Linked DNA regions of Homo sapiens: region 2 is linked to region 1. Evidence: read pairs that join two places in POLR2A ChIA-PET (ENCODE). Cell type or tissue: OCI-LY7. All regions are shown on one strand.

Region 1 (8,000 bases):
AATAATGAAAAAGCTGGGCGCGGTGGCTCACTCGTGTAATCCCAGCACTTTGGGAGGCCGAGGTGGGCATGTCAAGAGGTCAGGAGTTTAAGACCAGCCTGGCCAACATGGCAAAACCCCGTTTCTACTAAAAATACTTAAATTAGCTGAGCATGGTGGCGGGCACCTGTAATCCCAGCTACTCCGGAGGCTGAGGCAGGGGAATTGCTTGAACCTGGGAGGCAGATGTTGCAGTGAGCCGAGATAACGCCATTGCACCCCAGCCTGGGTAGCAAAAGCAAAACTCCATCTCAAAAAAAAAAAAAAAAAGATAAAATAAATAATCTGGATATGACTTCCTCAAAGCTCTGGCCTTAAAATATTTTTTGACCTTTAGCCAACTTCTCAAATATATATATGTGTATATATATATACACACACACACACACACGCACACACATATATATACACACACACATATACATATATATATAAATTTATATAGCCAGCCTATATAAATATTATCAAGATTTCTTTGGGCTGCATGTTGTGGCTCATGCCTGTAATCCCAGCACTTTGGGAGGTGGAAGTGGGAGGATGGCTTGAGCCTAGGAGTTTGAGACCAGTGTGGCCAACATAGTAAGACCCCATGTCTACTTCTTTTAACAAAATATAAATTTTGTTAATAAAGAATATTTCTGGCCAGGTGTGGTGGCTCATGCCTGTAATCCCAGCACTTTGGGAGGCTGAGGTGGGCATATCACCTGAGGTCAGGAGTTCGAGACCAGCCTGGCCAACATGGCGAAACCCCGTCTCTACTAAAAATACAAAAATTACCTGGGCGTGGTGGCAGGCGCCTGTAATCCCAGCTCCTTGGGAGGCTGAGGTAGGAGAATCAGTTGAACCTGGGAGGCAGAGGTTGCAGTGGGCTGAGATCGCACCACTGCACTCCAGCCTGGGAAACAGAGTGAGACTCCATCTCAAAAAAAAAAAAAAAAAAAAATTTGTTTGGGAAGGGTTGTAGGAATGCTGCCCATGATGATGATGAGATAGGTGCTTCTCCCCATCTCAAGCCAAGTGAGAGAAAGTTCTAGAAAACCCGGCATGTTTTCCCTGGAGTTTGGAGGACATGATGACACCGTTGTAGAGCTCCAGTAATTTTTTTTTTTTTTTTTTTTTTTAATGAAGTCTCACCCTGTCGCCCAGGCTGGAGTGCAATGGCATGATTTTGGCTCACTGCAACCTCTGCCTCCCGGGTTCAAGCACTTCTTCTGCCTCAGCCTCCCGAGTAGCTGGGATTACAGTTGCCTGCCACCACGCCTAGCTAATTTTTTGTATTTTTAGTAGAGATGGGGTTTCTCCATGTTGGTCAGGCAGGCCTGGAATTCCCGACCTCAGGTAATCCGCCCACCTGGGCCTCCCAAAGTGCTGGGATTACAGGCATGAGCCACTGCACCCGGTCCTGCTTTTTTATTAAAAGGAAGCTGTCTCTGAAGTGTCATACAAGTAAAGGGTCTCATAAGTCTCCAAAGGTTCAGAAATTGTGGTTGTGCTCCATGAACACAACTTTCAATGAGAAGCCTATTATTCAGATTGTCCATCTGTCATGGTAATTTGTTGCCCTGGTCCTAAAGTTGTGATTGAAATTGAATTTTTCCTTTAAGGCTGTACTGGGCATTTGTGACTTTCAGTTGCCCTGGCAACAGCACATCCTCCCCACACTGAATAATACTGATGGTATAAAAAACACATGCAGCCAGGTGCGGTGCATCATGGGTGGACATGGGGAAACCCCATCTCTACTAGAAATACAAGAAATTAGCCAGGCGTGGTGGCATGTGCCTGTAGTCCCAGCTACTCAGGAGGCTGAGGCAGGAGAATCACTTGAACCCAGGAGGCAGAGGCTGCAGTGAGCTGAGATGGCACCACTGTACTCCAGCCTGGGCGACAGAGCAAGACTCTGTGTCAAAAAAACCCCAAAAACAAAAAACATGCAAATAAAGTAAAAAGTGATAGGTGGGACGGCCACCTGTCAGCTGTTGAGCTCTACTGTGGGAGAAGGTCTGGGGAAGGATTGGGAGGGGTGTACGCCATGAAGGGTGAGGCTGGGAGTGTTACACGTGTTATGCACAGTAGCAGGTATTGGTTAGAATGAGATAAGCTGCTGTAACAAATAGACCCCCCTGCTGCCCAGCCAACAATGGCTTAAAAAAGAGAGTTTATGGCTGGGCAAGGTGGTTCATGCCTGTAATCCCAGCACTTTGAAAGGCTGAGGTGGGAGGGATAGCATGAGGCCAGTAATTTGAAACCAGCCTAGGCAACATAGCAAGACCCTGTCTCTATAAGAGAAAAATTTTTAAAAATTAGGTGGGCTTGGTGATGTGTGTCTACAGTCTCAGTATTGGGGCTTAGCCTGGGAGGGTTCTTGACTTTGCCCATGTAAGAATTCAAGGGTGAGCCAGTGGTGTTATTTTTTTTTCTTTTTCCTTTTTTGAGACAGAGTGTTGCTCTGTCACCCAGGCTGGAGTGCAGTGGCATGATCTCAGCTCACTGCAACCTCCACTTCCCGGTTTCAAGTGATTCTTGTGCCTCAGCCTCCCAAGTAGCTGGGATTACAGGCATGTGTCACCGTGCCCGGCTAATGTTTTGTGGAGGTGAAGTTTCACCATGTTGCTGGCTGGTCTTGAATTCCTGGCTTCAAGTGATCCACCCACCTCGGGCTCCCAAGATGCTGGGATTACATGCATGAGTCACCGTGTCTGGCTCAGTGGTGTTAAATAGCAACTTTTACTGAAGCCTCAGTGCACAGCTGCAGCAGAGGAATTGCCCCTTGCAGAGCGGGGCTACCCCACAGGCAGTGTGCCCAGAAGAGCAGCCCAGAGGCAGCACTGCTGTCATATTTATACCCACTTTTAATTATATGCAAATCAAGGGGCAGTTTATGCAAAAATTTCTAGGATGAGGGTGGTAATTTCCAGTCACCGGGTCATTGCCATGGAAAGTGGTGCTAAGGTCCGAGTGTTGCCATGGCAATGGTAAACTGATACGGTACACTGGTGGGTGTGTCTTATGGAAAACTGCTTTTGCCCTAGACCTGTTTCAGCCAGTCCTCAGTTTGGTCCTGTGTACAAGCCCTGCCTCCTACCTCAGTAGGGTAGGGCACTGGGCAGAACTGTGTGACTCCCATTCCAGGCCCCAGCTCCTGGAGGACATTTCGAACACACCGTGAGGGGGAAGGGAAGCTGCTGTGTTGAAGGTAAGGACCCAGTCCTGGCAGGTTCATCACCTGCTGACTAAAGAGCCCTTGGGCCCTGAATAATCAGCAGCGGTGGCCAGGCCAGGTGGTTCACGCTGTGGGCCTTAGGTGAGACTCAAACGTGATGGCTTCAGGTGGAACCTGGCACATTCCCGGCTGTGGTGGCTACATGGGAGAGACTCCTTCTGCTTGAGAAAGCAGAGAGGCCAGGCGTGGTGGCTCATGCCTGTAATCCCAGCACTTTCTGATCAAGTGGATCACCTGAGGTCAGGAGTTCGAGACCAGCCTGGCCAACATGGTGAAACCCTGTCTCCACTAAAAATATAAAAATTAGCTGGGCGTGGTGGGGGTCGGGGGGGGCGCATGTAATTCCAGTTACTCGGGAGGCTGAGGCAGGAGAATCGCTCGAACCTGGGAGGCAGAGGCTGCAATGAGTCCAGTTCACGCCATTGCACTCCAGCCTGGATGACAGAGTAAGACACTGTCTCGGAAAAAAAAAAAAAAAAAAAGCAAAGGGAAGTCTGGGCGTGATGTCTCATGTCTGTAATCCCAGCACTTTGGGAGGCTGAGGTGGGTGGATCATCTGAGGTCAGGAATTCAGGACCAGCCTGGCCAACATGGCGAAACCCCATCTCTACTAAAAATACAAAAATTAGCCAGGTGTGGTGGTGCATGCCTACAATCCCAGCTACTTGGGAGGCTGAGGCAGGAGAATCGTTTGAATCCGGGAAGCAGAGGTTGCAGTGAGCTGAGATTGCGCCACTGCACTCCAGCCTGGGCAACAGAGCAAGACAATGTCTCAAAAAAAAAAAAAGGAAAGCAAAGTGAAGAGTAAATGCAACTTCGTCTTGCAGCTTAGCTGCCAGCTTGGCCACAGAGGGGTAGAGCCCCAAGTGCACTCTTGGGGTCCCCGATTCCAGGCCATGGCTCTTGGACAGCATTTTTGGACCTGCCCTGGGCCAGAGGGAAGTCCACAGCCTTGAAGGGAGAGTTCTAGGCCTGGCAGGATTCACTGCAAGCTGACCGAAGAGCGCTTGGGCCTGGAGTGAACATCAGTGGTGGCCAGGCAGTACTTGCCGTGGGCCTGGGGTGGTGGCCACAGGGAGAGACTTCTTGGCTTGTGGGAAGGAGAGAGAAGAGTGGGAAGGACTTTGTCTTGTGGCTTGGGTAGCCCCTCAGCTATAGTAGAATAGAGCGCCCAGTAGATTCCTAAGGTTTCCAACTCTGGGTTCAAGCTCCTGCATGGCATCTCTGGACCCACCCAGGGCCGGGGGGACCTCGCCATCCTGAAGAAATGAACACAAGTCTGCTGGCTTCACCACCTACTGGCTGTAGAACGCTCGAGCCTAGAGTGAACATAGGTGGTTTCCAGGCTCTGGGTACAGCGGGCCTTGGGTGAGACCCAGGGCTGTGCTGGCTTCAGGTCTGACCCAGTGCAGTCCCAGAGGTGGTGGCCACAGAGGAGCTTGTGTCACCCCTCCCCCAACTCCAGGCATCTCAGCACAGAGAGACTCTGGAAAAAGTAAGGGAAGAGAACAAGAGTCTCTGCCTAGTAATCCAGAGAATTATTATTCTTCTTTTATGAAACAGACTCTTGCTCTGACACCCAGGCTGGAGTGCAGTTGCGTGATCTCTGCTCACTGCAACCTCTGCCTCCCAGATTCAAGTGATTCTCCTGCCTCAGCCTCCCAAGTAGCTGGGATTACAGGCGCCCACCACAATGCCTGGCTAATTTTTTGTAGTTTTAGTAGAGATGGGGTTTCACTATGTTGGCCAGGCTGGTCTCAAACTCCTGACCTCAGGTGATCCACCCATCTCGGCCTCCCAAAGCACTGGGATTACAGGCATGAGCCACCATGCCTGGCTTACATATCTTAACTTTTTCCTTACAGTTTCCCTCTCTCTGTCCCTTACAGGTGCTTCTGGAATAGTATTTTCATCTCGTCCACTTTTTTTTTTTTTTTTTTGAGACGGAGTCTCGCTCTGTCGCCCAGGCTAGAGTGCAGTTGCGCGATCTTGGCTCACTGCGAGTTCCACCTCCTGGGTTCACGCCATTCTCCTGCCTCAGCCTCCCAAGTAGCTGGAACTACAGGCGCCCACTACCACGCCCAGGTAATTTTTTGTATTTTTAGTAGAGACAAGGTTTCACCATGTTAGCCAGGATGATCTCCATCTCCTAACCTCGTGATCCGCCTGTCTCGGCCTCCCAAAGTGTTGGGATTACAGGCGTGAGCCACCGCGCCAGGCTGAAGTGCAGTGGTGTGAACATAGCTCACTGCAGCCTCGATCTCCTGGACTCAAGCAATCCTCCCACCTCAGCCTCCCCAGTAGTTGGTACTACAGGTGTGCACCACCACATCCAGCTAATTTTTTGATTTTTTTATAGAGATGGGCTTTCGCTGTGTTGCCCAGGCTAATTTTGAGCTCCTGGGCTCAAGCGATCTTCCCGTGTCAGCCTCCTAAAGTGCTGGGATTACAGGCCTGAACCACCAAGCCTGGCCTCATTTATTCATTTTTAAAGCCCTGTCTATTCTGCCCTCTGATACACCATCCAACACATAATTATTTCAATAATTGAGTTTTTCATATCCCTCATCTCCCGTTAGCTTCTGCTTCATAACCTCCTCTTCTCGCTTCGACTTGCCATTATCCTCCGTCATTTCTCTGAGGATGTTTGTTATGTGTAGTTTACATGCCTTATTAGCTCTACTTCATTGGGAATAGTTTCTTCCAAGCCCAACTGAGATATTTGGGCCTCCTGGGTATGCTGGCAATTATATGCCTCAGAAAAGGTAACAATTCACTGCTTCTTAAGACTATGGTAGTTTATGGCCAGGCGCAGCAGCTCACGCCTGTAATCCCAACACTTAGGAAGGCCAAGGCGGGCAGATTGCTTGAGCCCAGGAGTTCAAGACCAGACTGGGCAGCATGGTGAAATCTAGTCTCTACCAATAACAACCAAACACGCAAAAAATCCAAAAAACAAAACTGATAATTTTGAGGGTTTTTTTTTTTTGAGCATTGATTTAGAGGTGAAGTAGAGAAACCAATTTGTTTTCTTTTTTCTTTTTTTTTTTTGAGACACGGTCTAGCTGTGTCACTCAGGCTGGAGTGCAGTGGTGCAGTCTCGGCTCACTGCAACCTCTGGCTCCTGGGTTCAGGCAATTCTCCTGTCTCAGTCTCCTGAGTAGCTGGGACTACAGGCTCGTGCCACCACGCCTGGCTAATTTTTGTATTTTTAGTAGAGACGGGGTTTCACCGTGTTGCCCAGGGTGGTCTCGAACTGCTGTCCTCAAGTGATCTGCCTGCCTTGGTCTCCCAAAGTGCTGGGATTACAGGCATGAGCCACCGGGCCTAGCCCTCTCCTCTCGGTTTTCTCTGGCACCATGGAACCTACTTGGACCCCAGGTGCACCCCAAAAGTGTGGGGATGTGTAATGTCTTCCTTTGTAACGCCCCTGGGAAGCTCTTCCCTAAAGGCCAGGCGAGTTTGCTGCATCAATGCCCCAGCCACTTCCTCCTTCATTTTTATTTTATTTATTTTTAAATTGCCTTTATAATAATGGCAAAAGCTGGCTGGATGCAGTGGCTCACGCCTATAATCCCAGCACTTTGGGAGGCCGAGGCAGGTGGATCACCTGAGGTCAGGAGTTTGAGACCAGCCTGGCCAACATGGTGAAACCCCATCTCTACTAAAAACACAAAAAATTAGCCAGGTGTGGTGGCTCAGGGCTGAATCCCAGCCACTCAGGAGGCTGAGGCAGGAGAATCGCTTGAACCTGGGAGGCGGAAGTTGCAGTGAGCTGAGATTGTGCCACTGCACTCCAGCCTGGGCAACAAGAGCGAAACTTCATCTCAAGAAAAAAATGCAAAAGCTTTTCATTTTGATGAAGTCCAATTGGCCAGCCTACATTTAAAAAAAAATTTGAATTTTCATTTTTTTTATTTTTTAGAGACATGGTCTCACTCTAACCCAGGCTGGAGTGCAGTGGTGTGATCATAGCTCACTGTAGCCTCCATCTCCTGAGCTCAAGAGATCTTCCTCTTTTTTTTTTTTTTTTTTTTTTTGAGACAGAGTCTTGCTCTGTCACCAGGCCAGAGTGCAGTGGCATGATCTTGGCTCGTGGCCCACTGCAACCTCTGCCTCCCTGGTTCAAGCGATTTTCTTGCCTTAGCCTCTCGAGTAGCTGGGACTACAGGCGTGCACCACCATGCCCAGCTCTTTTTTTCATTTTTAGTAGAGACGGGGTTTCACCATGTTGGCCAGGACGGGGTTTCACCATGTTGGCCAGGATGGTATCGATTTCCTGACCTCGTGATCCTCCTACCTTGGCCTCCCAAAGTGTTGGGATTACAGGTGTGAGCCACCGCCCTGGCCTCTGTTTTTTTGAGACAGAGTCTTGTTCTGTCACCCAGACTGGAGTGCGGTGGTGAGATCTCGGCTCTGCAGCCTCTGTCTCCCAGGTTCAAGCAATCCTCCTGCCTCAGCCTTGTGAGTAGCTGGGATTACAGGTGTGTGCCACCAGGCTCGGCTGATTTCTTTGTATTAGTAGTAGAGACAGGGTTTCACGGTGTTGGCCAGGCTGGTCTTGAACTCCTGACCTCAAGGGATCTACCTGCCTCGGCCTCCCAAAGTGCTGGGATTACAGGTGTGAGCCACCGTGCCCGGCTCATGATCCTCCTTCCTCAGCCTCCCGAATAGCTGGAACTACAGGCACAAGCCCCATGTCTGGCTAATGAAAAACAAATTTTTTTTGAGAGATGGG
Region 2 (8,000 bases), 230 kb after region 1:
CTTCCTGCTCCTACAAGAGAAGGTCCGTGAGGAAAAGGGCCTCTCTTGCTTCACTATCCCTGTTGTACGGATTGGCAACGTCCAGTGCATTCTACAGCAGGTGCTTCGTAGATGTTTGCTGAATGAATGTCCAAATCAACATGCCCGTGTTCTCCCCAAGGCCCCCAGCCCCCAGGGCAGGCCACAGCTGACTCACCTCCTGCCCTTAGCACGTGGTGGGGTTCCTAAGCCTTTATTGGATCAATAGGCAGGGAAGTCAAAGACAGCAGCTCAAGAACCCAATTTAATCAGATTTACGAGTTGACATGTACAAAAAACACCGAACAATGCAGAATTCATCGCAAGACTAGGGACTGAATCTGGAAGGTAGAGTCCCCGCCCCAGGGAGGGGCCCAGCGTGTTGGAGATCTCAAGGTTTTTTCCCACTGATTCTCTAAGTCTTGGCCTTATCTAACACATGAAACCAAACCCCACAACTGAGGCTAAGATTTAAGAGCTACCCAGAGCTAAATTTTCCCCTCCCCAAGCCTCCCTGCTCTAGAAGTGGAAGGGAAAGAAGGGGAGAGACTATGAACCTAAGGAGAGTGGAGCCTCCAGCACCACCGGACAGGGACTGCATAGCTGTCCGACAACTGAGCTCCTCCTGCCTATCTGTGGCCAAATGCCCTCCATGTTTGCAGGCAGGTTGGCCAACAGGGGACAGGGAGGGTGGGGGGAGGCAGAGGGGTGCCCCAAACGCCCTGGAGAGGCCGAAGGGAGGAGGGGCAGCACTGGAGGCCCCATTCGGACTTGCTGCCACGGGAGTCACCACTGCAGGGGGCCGATGTCAGCTCCCAGCTCCTCTTCCTTTAGCTGGAAGGGCTTCACTGGCCACTTCACCCTGATGATGGGCTCCACGTGGTCCTGAAGGCGGTGCCGCTTCATATGGGCATTTCGACTCTTGATCTTGTCAAACACCCTGAGGAGTCACCAGAGGACATGGGGTCAGAGCAGGGAGGAAGGGATCACAGGGGCTGAGGCTGGGAGCCCTGGGAGTGTTTCCAGGAGAAAGCTGGGTACCTTTCACACTCTCTGCATGGAAAAATGCCCTGGCTCTCTGCACTTCCCAACAGCTCGGGGGTCCGCTTGGAGCCTGCATTTGGGCTGGAGCTGAGGATGGACTCCCTCCTATAACTCTTGGTCTTTAACTTGGGAGTTGGATGGTGGCTGGGTCTCTCCCGAGGGCTGCATGGGACCTGCAGAGGGAGCAAAAGTGACATAAGGGTGCTGACCTGTCCTGCTGTAAGAGAGACACAGAGCTGGGGGCATACGTGTCTCCTGCAGGAAAACCCTTCCATCAGGAGCACCCCCGCCCTCTGACCCCACCGTCCAACTCAACGGGTAGCAGGCACTGGGAGGAGAGAAGAGCTCCCGACACAGCCCTGGTTCCTCTACCTTTTCCTCTGTCCTTTCCACTTCCTCCGGCTCTCTCTTGACCCTCTTTTCTAGCCCTGGGGCTCGGCCACAGTCAAACTTGATCATTTTTTTCCAGATGTAATAATACTCAACGCACTGAGCTACCGTCTTTGTCTGGATCTAGTGAAAGAAAACAAGCAGGCTGTGGCTGTGCCACGCGGGCCCTGGGAGTGTGACCTTGCCATTGGGCCGGCCGCCTCCTTTGGAAAGCCCTCCGGAAGCACCTCTTCCTTTGGCTTGGCGTTACCACTCACCACAAAGGCACAGGACCACAAAATCCTTCCTGGGGACGAGGGCGTTCAAACTGGAGCCACATAGTAGCCACCAGTACCTAAGCCTGCACACTCTGAGCAGCCATTCCAGCTCAGGAATTCTTTCCTAAGGAAGATGGGCACAAAGGTTGCACCAGGGATGCCAACTGTGACATCATGCTAATAAATCGGAATGCTCTCTGCAGGCAGAATACCACACAGACATTACAACAGCTAGGCAGAGCCTCTAAAGTCTTGGCAGGAAGTGACCCACTCTAGAAGAAGGGGAGGTTTTGAGTGCACAGTGTGAACCTAGGGGATTATTTTCCCGTTCCTCCACTAAGAAAGGATCCCACTAAAAATAACTTCTGTTAAAAACAAAAGGGAAGCTGGGCTTGGTGGCTCACGCCTGTAATCCCAGCACTTTGAGAGGCTGAGGCAGGAGGACGACTTGAGGTCAGGAGTTCAAGACCAGCCTGGGCAACATAGCAAGACCCCATCTCTACAGAATTTTTAAAAAATTAGCCAGTCATGGTGGTGCATGCCTGTGGTCCCAGCTACTTAAGATGCTGAGGCGAGATGATCGCTTGAGCCCAGGTGTTCAAGGCTGCAGTGAGCCTTTTTTTTTTTTTTTTTTTTGAGACAGAATCTCGCTCTGTCGCCCAGGCTGGAGTGCAATGGCACGATCTTGGCTCACTGCAACCTCCGCCTCCCGGGTCCAAGTGATTCTCCTGCCTCAGCCTCCTGAGTAGCTGGGATTATAGGTACCCTCCATCATGCCCACCTAATTTTTGTATCTTTGTAGAGACAGGGTTTCACCATGTTGGCCAGGCTGGTCTTGAACTCCTGACCTCAGGTGATCTGCCTGCCCCGACCTCCCAAAGTGCTGGGATTACAGGCCTGAACCACCGCACCCGGCCAGCAGTGAGCTATGATAGTGTCACGGTACTCCAGAGCGAGTATCTTTTTTTTTTTTCACTGCAACCTCCACCTCCCAGGTTCAAGCAATTCCTCTGCCTCAGCCTCCCGAGTAGCTGGGACTATAGGCGCGCACCACCATGCCCAGCTATTTTTTTGTGTTTTTAGTAGAGACGGGGTTTCACCTTATTGGCCAGGCTGGTCTCGAACTCCTGACCTTGTGATCTACCTGCCTCAGCCTCCTAAAGTGCTGGCATTACAGGCGTGAGCCACCGCGCCCGGCGAGCGTCTCTTTTAAAAAAAAAAAAAAAAAAAAAAAGGAAAAGTTTAATTGCTCTAGGAAGAAAATTTCTTGGGAAATTAAATCGGCTATTGAGCGAACTCCAGAAAAGACATTCTCCACCCAAATGTTTTTCAGCTTTGTGAGTATTCACAAACGAGGAGTCAAAACAGCACAAACTCTGCCTAAGAGACATCACTAAGTTTAAAAAAAAGTTGGACTTCTGCTTCTGAACAAGATGGAGCAACAGAACCAGATTTACCCTCTCGTCCAAAACAATGAAAACACAGAGTCAAAATATAAACAATGTTTGGCAAGACACCAGGCGTCATTCAACAAAGGGCAGTGAACCCTGACAGGAAGCAAGCTGCCACCGCTCCAGCTTATCAACTTGTGTTTCCAGGCCACCACCCAGGCAGGGGCAATTTAGGCAGAACCCAGCAGGACTTAGGGAGCTGAGGTGGAGCACAGTGCCTCCGGAGACCACGGCGGTAGAGCCCACAGGACAGAGGATGGGAGAGGAGAGAGCTACACACAGAACATTCCAGAGATGGGGAGCAAATTTCCCCCAAGAACTCACCCAAAGACTGCCCAGCACATGCATGGGAAGAGACCAGCCAAAGCTGGGCAAAGAGCCATCCAAAAGGATGAGAGGGGAAAGTGTGTGCTGCTCCTACAGGGCCAGGAAGAGTGCCCGTTCCCACAGCCAGAGTGGGAAATTTTATGATGCAGGGGGCACTGGGTAGGGCAGTGACACAGTCTTGCCTCAGTAAGGAGAAATAATCAGCCTTAGAGAAGAGCTATGCTGGTCCCATCTAAAAAATCTAAAACTGAACCTAAAAGTAACTGTGTCCCAGAACAAAACTCAAGAATATTTACAAGGCTGCAAAAATATCCAGCATCCAACAGCTAACATTCACAATGCCCGTGATCTGGTGAAAATCACCATGCACGCAAAGACGCAGGATAACACGGCACATCAGGAGGAGAAAACCCAATGTATCAAAGTCAACCCACCAGAGACACAGGTGTTAGAATGAGCAGGGAAGGACATGAAAGGTTACCATAACTGTTTAATATATGTTCAAAGAGTTATGCCAGAGGCCAGGCGCGGTGGCTCACTTGAAATCCCAGCACTTTGGGAGGCCGAGGCAGGAGGATCACCTGAGGTCAGGAGTTTGAGACCACCCTGGCCAACATGGGGAAACCCCATCTCTACTAAAAATACAAAAAATTTAGCCGGGTGTGGTGGCACGCACCTGTAATCCCAGCTACTCAGGAGGCTGAGGCAGCAGAATCGCTTGAACCCAGGAGGTGGAGGTTACAGTGAGCTGAGATCGTACCACTGCACTCCAGACTGGGTGACATAGCGAGACTCTGTCTAAAAAAAAAAAAAAAAAAAGAGTTATACCAGAGCTAGGTGTGATTGCACACACCTGTAGTCCCAGCTACTCAAAGTTGGAGGATCACTTGAGCCCAGGAGGTCAAAGGGTGCAGTGAACTATGATCACACCCCTGTACTCCAGCTTGGGCGACAGAGTGAGATCCTAGATCTTAAAAGAAATAAGAACCAGTAAAACCTTCAAAACACTGCTAAGAGAAATTAAAGATGATGCATAGAGACACAGCCCCTGTTCATGAGTCAGAAACTGAATGTTGTTAGAATGTCAACTCTCCTTGGCTGGGTGCGGTGGCTCACGCCTGTAATCCCAGCACTTTGGGAGGCTGAGGCAGGTAGATCACCTGAGGTCAGGAGTTCAAGATCAGCCTGGCCAACATGGTGAAACCCTGTCTCTACTAAAAATACAAAAATTAGCCAGGTGTGGTTGTGCGCACCTGTAATCCCAGCTACTCGGGAGGCTGAGGTACGAGAATCGCTTGAACCCGGGAGGTGGACGTTGCAGTGAGTGAAGAGCGCGCCACTGCACTCCAGCCTGGGCAACGAGAGTGAAACTCTGTCTCCAAAAAAAAAAAAAAGTCAACTCTCCTCAATTGGCCTATAGAGCCAATGCAGTACCAATCAAAATCCTAGCAGGTTTTTTGTTTTGTTTTGTTTTGTTTTTTTTGGTAAAAATGGATAAGCTACTTAGAAAGTTCATATGGTAATACATGATCTTAAGACTTAGAAAGCTACAGTAGTAAAAACAGTATGGTATTACATTTTTTTGTCTTTTCAACAAAAGGTACAAATGAATATCCACATGCAAAAAATGAACTTTAACTCATACTTTACACCATATACAAAAATTAACACAAACTGAATTGTAAACCTAATTGTAAAACCTAAAACTATAAAACTTCTAGAGAAGGCCGGGCAAGGTGGCTCACGCCTGTAATCCCAGCACTTTGGGAGGCCGAGGCGGGCAGATCACGAGGTCAGGAGATAGAGACCATCCTGGTTAACACGGTGAAACCCCGTCTCTACTAAAAATACAAAAAATTAGGCGGGCATGGTGGTGGCATGTGCCTGTAGTCGCAGCTACTCGGGAGGCTGAGGCAGGAGAATGGCATGAACCTGGAAGGCGTAGCTTGCAGTGAGCCAAGATCTCGCCACTGCACTCCAGTCTGGGCGACAGAGCGAGACTCCGTCTCACAAAAAAAAAAAAAAAAAAAAAAAACTTCTAGAGAAAACAAGGGGAAAATCTTTGTGGTTGGGTTAGGCAAAGAATTCTTAGATACAACACCAAAAGCACAGTCCATAAAAGAAAAATTAATAAATGACTTCATCAAAATGACAAAATTTTTCTTTAAAAGACATTGTTAAGAGATTAAAAAGCTACAGATTGGGAGAAAACATTCACAAAGCATGGATCTGGATAAATGACGTGTCCTGAATCAATAAAGAACTGCTGTAACTCAATAATAAAAACACAGCCGGCTGGGCGCGGTGGCTCACGCCTGTAATCCCAGCACTTTGGGAGGCCAAGGTGGGCAGATCACCTGAGGTTGGGAGTTCGAGACCAGCCTGGTCAACATAGCAAAACCCCGTCCCTACTAAAAATACAAAAATTAGCCAGGCGTGGTAGCAGGCGCCTGTAATCCCAGCTACTCAGGAAGCTAAGGCAGGAGCATCGCTTGAACCTGGGAGGCAGAGGTTGCAGTGAGCATGGATTGCGCCACTGCATTCCAGCCTGGGCAACAGAGTGAGACTCCATCTCAAAAAAAAAAAAAAAAAAAGAAAACACAGACATCTCAATAAAAACATATGCAAGAGATATGAACAGACACCTCACCAAATAAGGCATACAGACAGCAAACAGGCCCATGAAAAGATGCTCAGCATCGTCAGTTGTGAAGGAAACACAATGCGATGCCACCACACTGTCATGAGAATGGCTGGAATTAAAAGGACTGGCCCTACCCAGGGCTAGCGAGTTTGTGGAGCAACTAGAAATCTCTTTTCCTGCCGGTAGGAATGTGAAATGATACAACTACTTTGGAAAATTGTTTGGCGGTTTCTTAAAAAGTTAAGCATACACCTACTAAGTCATTCCATTCCTGGTATTTACTCCTCTAGAAAACAAAGTACATGTCCATACCAAGACTGGTACCTGAATGTTCATAACGAATTTATTTATAGTCATCCCAAACTGGAAACCACTCAAATGTCCACCAACAGGCAAATGATTCTTTAAACCGTGGTACATCCACCCAGTGGAATACTATTCAGCAGTGAAAAGGGGAGACCTATCAATACCTGGAACATGGATGAACTCAAAATCATGATGCTGAGTGTGAGAAAGCTGGACCAAGTAGAGTCCATACTGTGTGACTACTCCATTTATAGCAAACTCTAGGAAATGAAAACGAATTTACAGTGCCCTGGCAGATCAGTGCTGACTGAGGACAGGGGGTGCAATGGGGAGTGATTACTATGTGGCAGGAGGAGATTCAGGGCTGAGGGACATGCTCATTATCTTGACTGTGGTGATGGTTTCCCAGGTATAGTATCAATATGTCAAAACTTAGCAAATCTTATTATACTGCAATTATGTGCAATTTTGTATACATCCAATTTTTTTTTTAGAACAGAAAATAAGCAGCAGGACATTATATGCAGTGAGATCTCATCCTTTGGCTTTTTTCGGGGTGGTGAGAGTCTCATCTTGTCACCCAGGCTGGAGTGCAGTGGTGCAATCTTGGCTCATTGCAGCCTTCACCTCCTATGCTCAAGCAATCCTCCCACCTCAGCCTCCCGAGTAGCTGGGACCACAAGCACGCGGCACCATGCTAGGCTAGTTTTTAACTTTTTTGTAGAGACAAGGTCTCACTATATTGCCCAGGCTGGTCTTGAACTCCTAGCCTCAAGCAATCCTCCCACCTTGGCCTCCCAAAGTGCTAGGATTACAGGCGTGAGCCACTGCGCCTGACCTCATCCTTTTTTTCTTTTTTTGAGACGGAGTTTCACTCTTGTTGTCCAGGCTGGAGTGCAGTGGCGAGATCTTGGCTCACCGCAACCTCCGCTTCCCGGGTTCAAGCGATTCTCCTGTCTCAGCCTCCCGAGTAGCTGGGATTACAGGCATGTGCCACCATGCCCAGCTAATTTTGTATTTTTAGTAGAGACAGGGTTTCTCCATGTTGGTCAGGCTGGTCTCGAACTCCCAACCTCAGGTGATCCACATGCCTCGGCCTCCCAAAGTGCTGGGATTACAGGCATAAACCACCACGCCAGGCCCTTTTTTTTTTTTTTTTTTTGAGACAGAGTCCTGGGCCGGGCGCCGTGGCTCACGCCTGTAATCCCAGCACTTTGGGAGGCTGAGGCAGGTGGATCACCTGAGGTCGGGGGTTCGAGACTAGCCTGACCAACATGGAGAAACCCCATCTCTACTAAAAAATACAAAATTAGCTGGGCATGGTGGCGCATGCCTGTAATCCCAGCTACTCGGAAGGCTGAGGCAGGAGAATCGCTTGAACCCGGGAGGCGGAGGTTGCGGTGAGCCAAGATTGCGCCACTGCACTCCACCCTGAGCAACAAGAGCAAAACTCCGTCTCAAAAAAAAAAAAAAAAAAAAGAGACAGAGTCCTACTCTGTTGCCCAGCCTGGAGTGCAGTGGCACAATCCCCACTCACTGCAACTCTGCCTCCCGGGTTCAAAC

The links. Peaks named below come from ENCODE experiments on the same cell type or tissue, not always from the same donor. Only the 100,000 strongest peaks of a DNase experiment are listed, where the experiment ranks them.
Region 2: POLR2A ChIA-PET joins it to region 1 with 13 read pairs; 4 of 35 experiments call an interaction of 5 or more read pairs at or near these places.

The regions. Positions count from the first base shown.
Region 1 is chr19:47,286,827-47,294,826 of GRCh38, forward strand. No RefSeq gene overlaps it. Among named protein-coding and RNA genes, the nearest start is that of INAFM1, 16 kb to the left of the region's middle. RefSeq lists an enhancer at 3,042-3,893. In OCI-LY7, no CTCF peak of the experiment used is centred here; DNase peaks (open chromatin) are centred at 1,735 and 2,035; H3K4me3 peaks cover 1,610 bases; H3K27ac peaks cover 1,648 bases.
Region 2 is chr19:47,520,420-47,528,419 of GRCh38, forward strand. It overlaps ZNF541 (zinc finger protein 541), which reads right to left. Exons shown (of 17, transcript NM_001277075.3): 15 at 1,435-1,575; 16 at 1,060-1,235; 17 at 271-958. The coding sequence ends at 805. Among named protein-coding and RNA genes, the nearest start is that of NAPA, 9.4 kb to the left of the region's middle. In OCI-LY7, no CTCF peak of the experiment used is centred here; a DNase peak (open chromatin) is centred at 3,242; H3K27ac peaks cover 268 bases.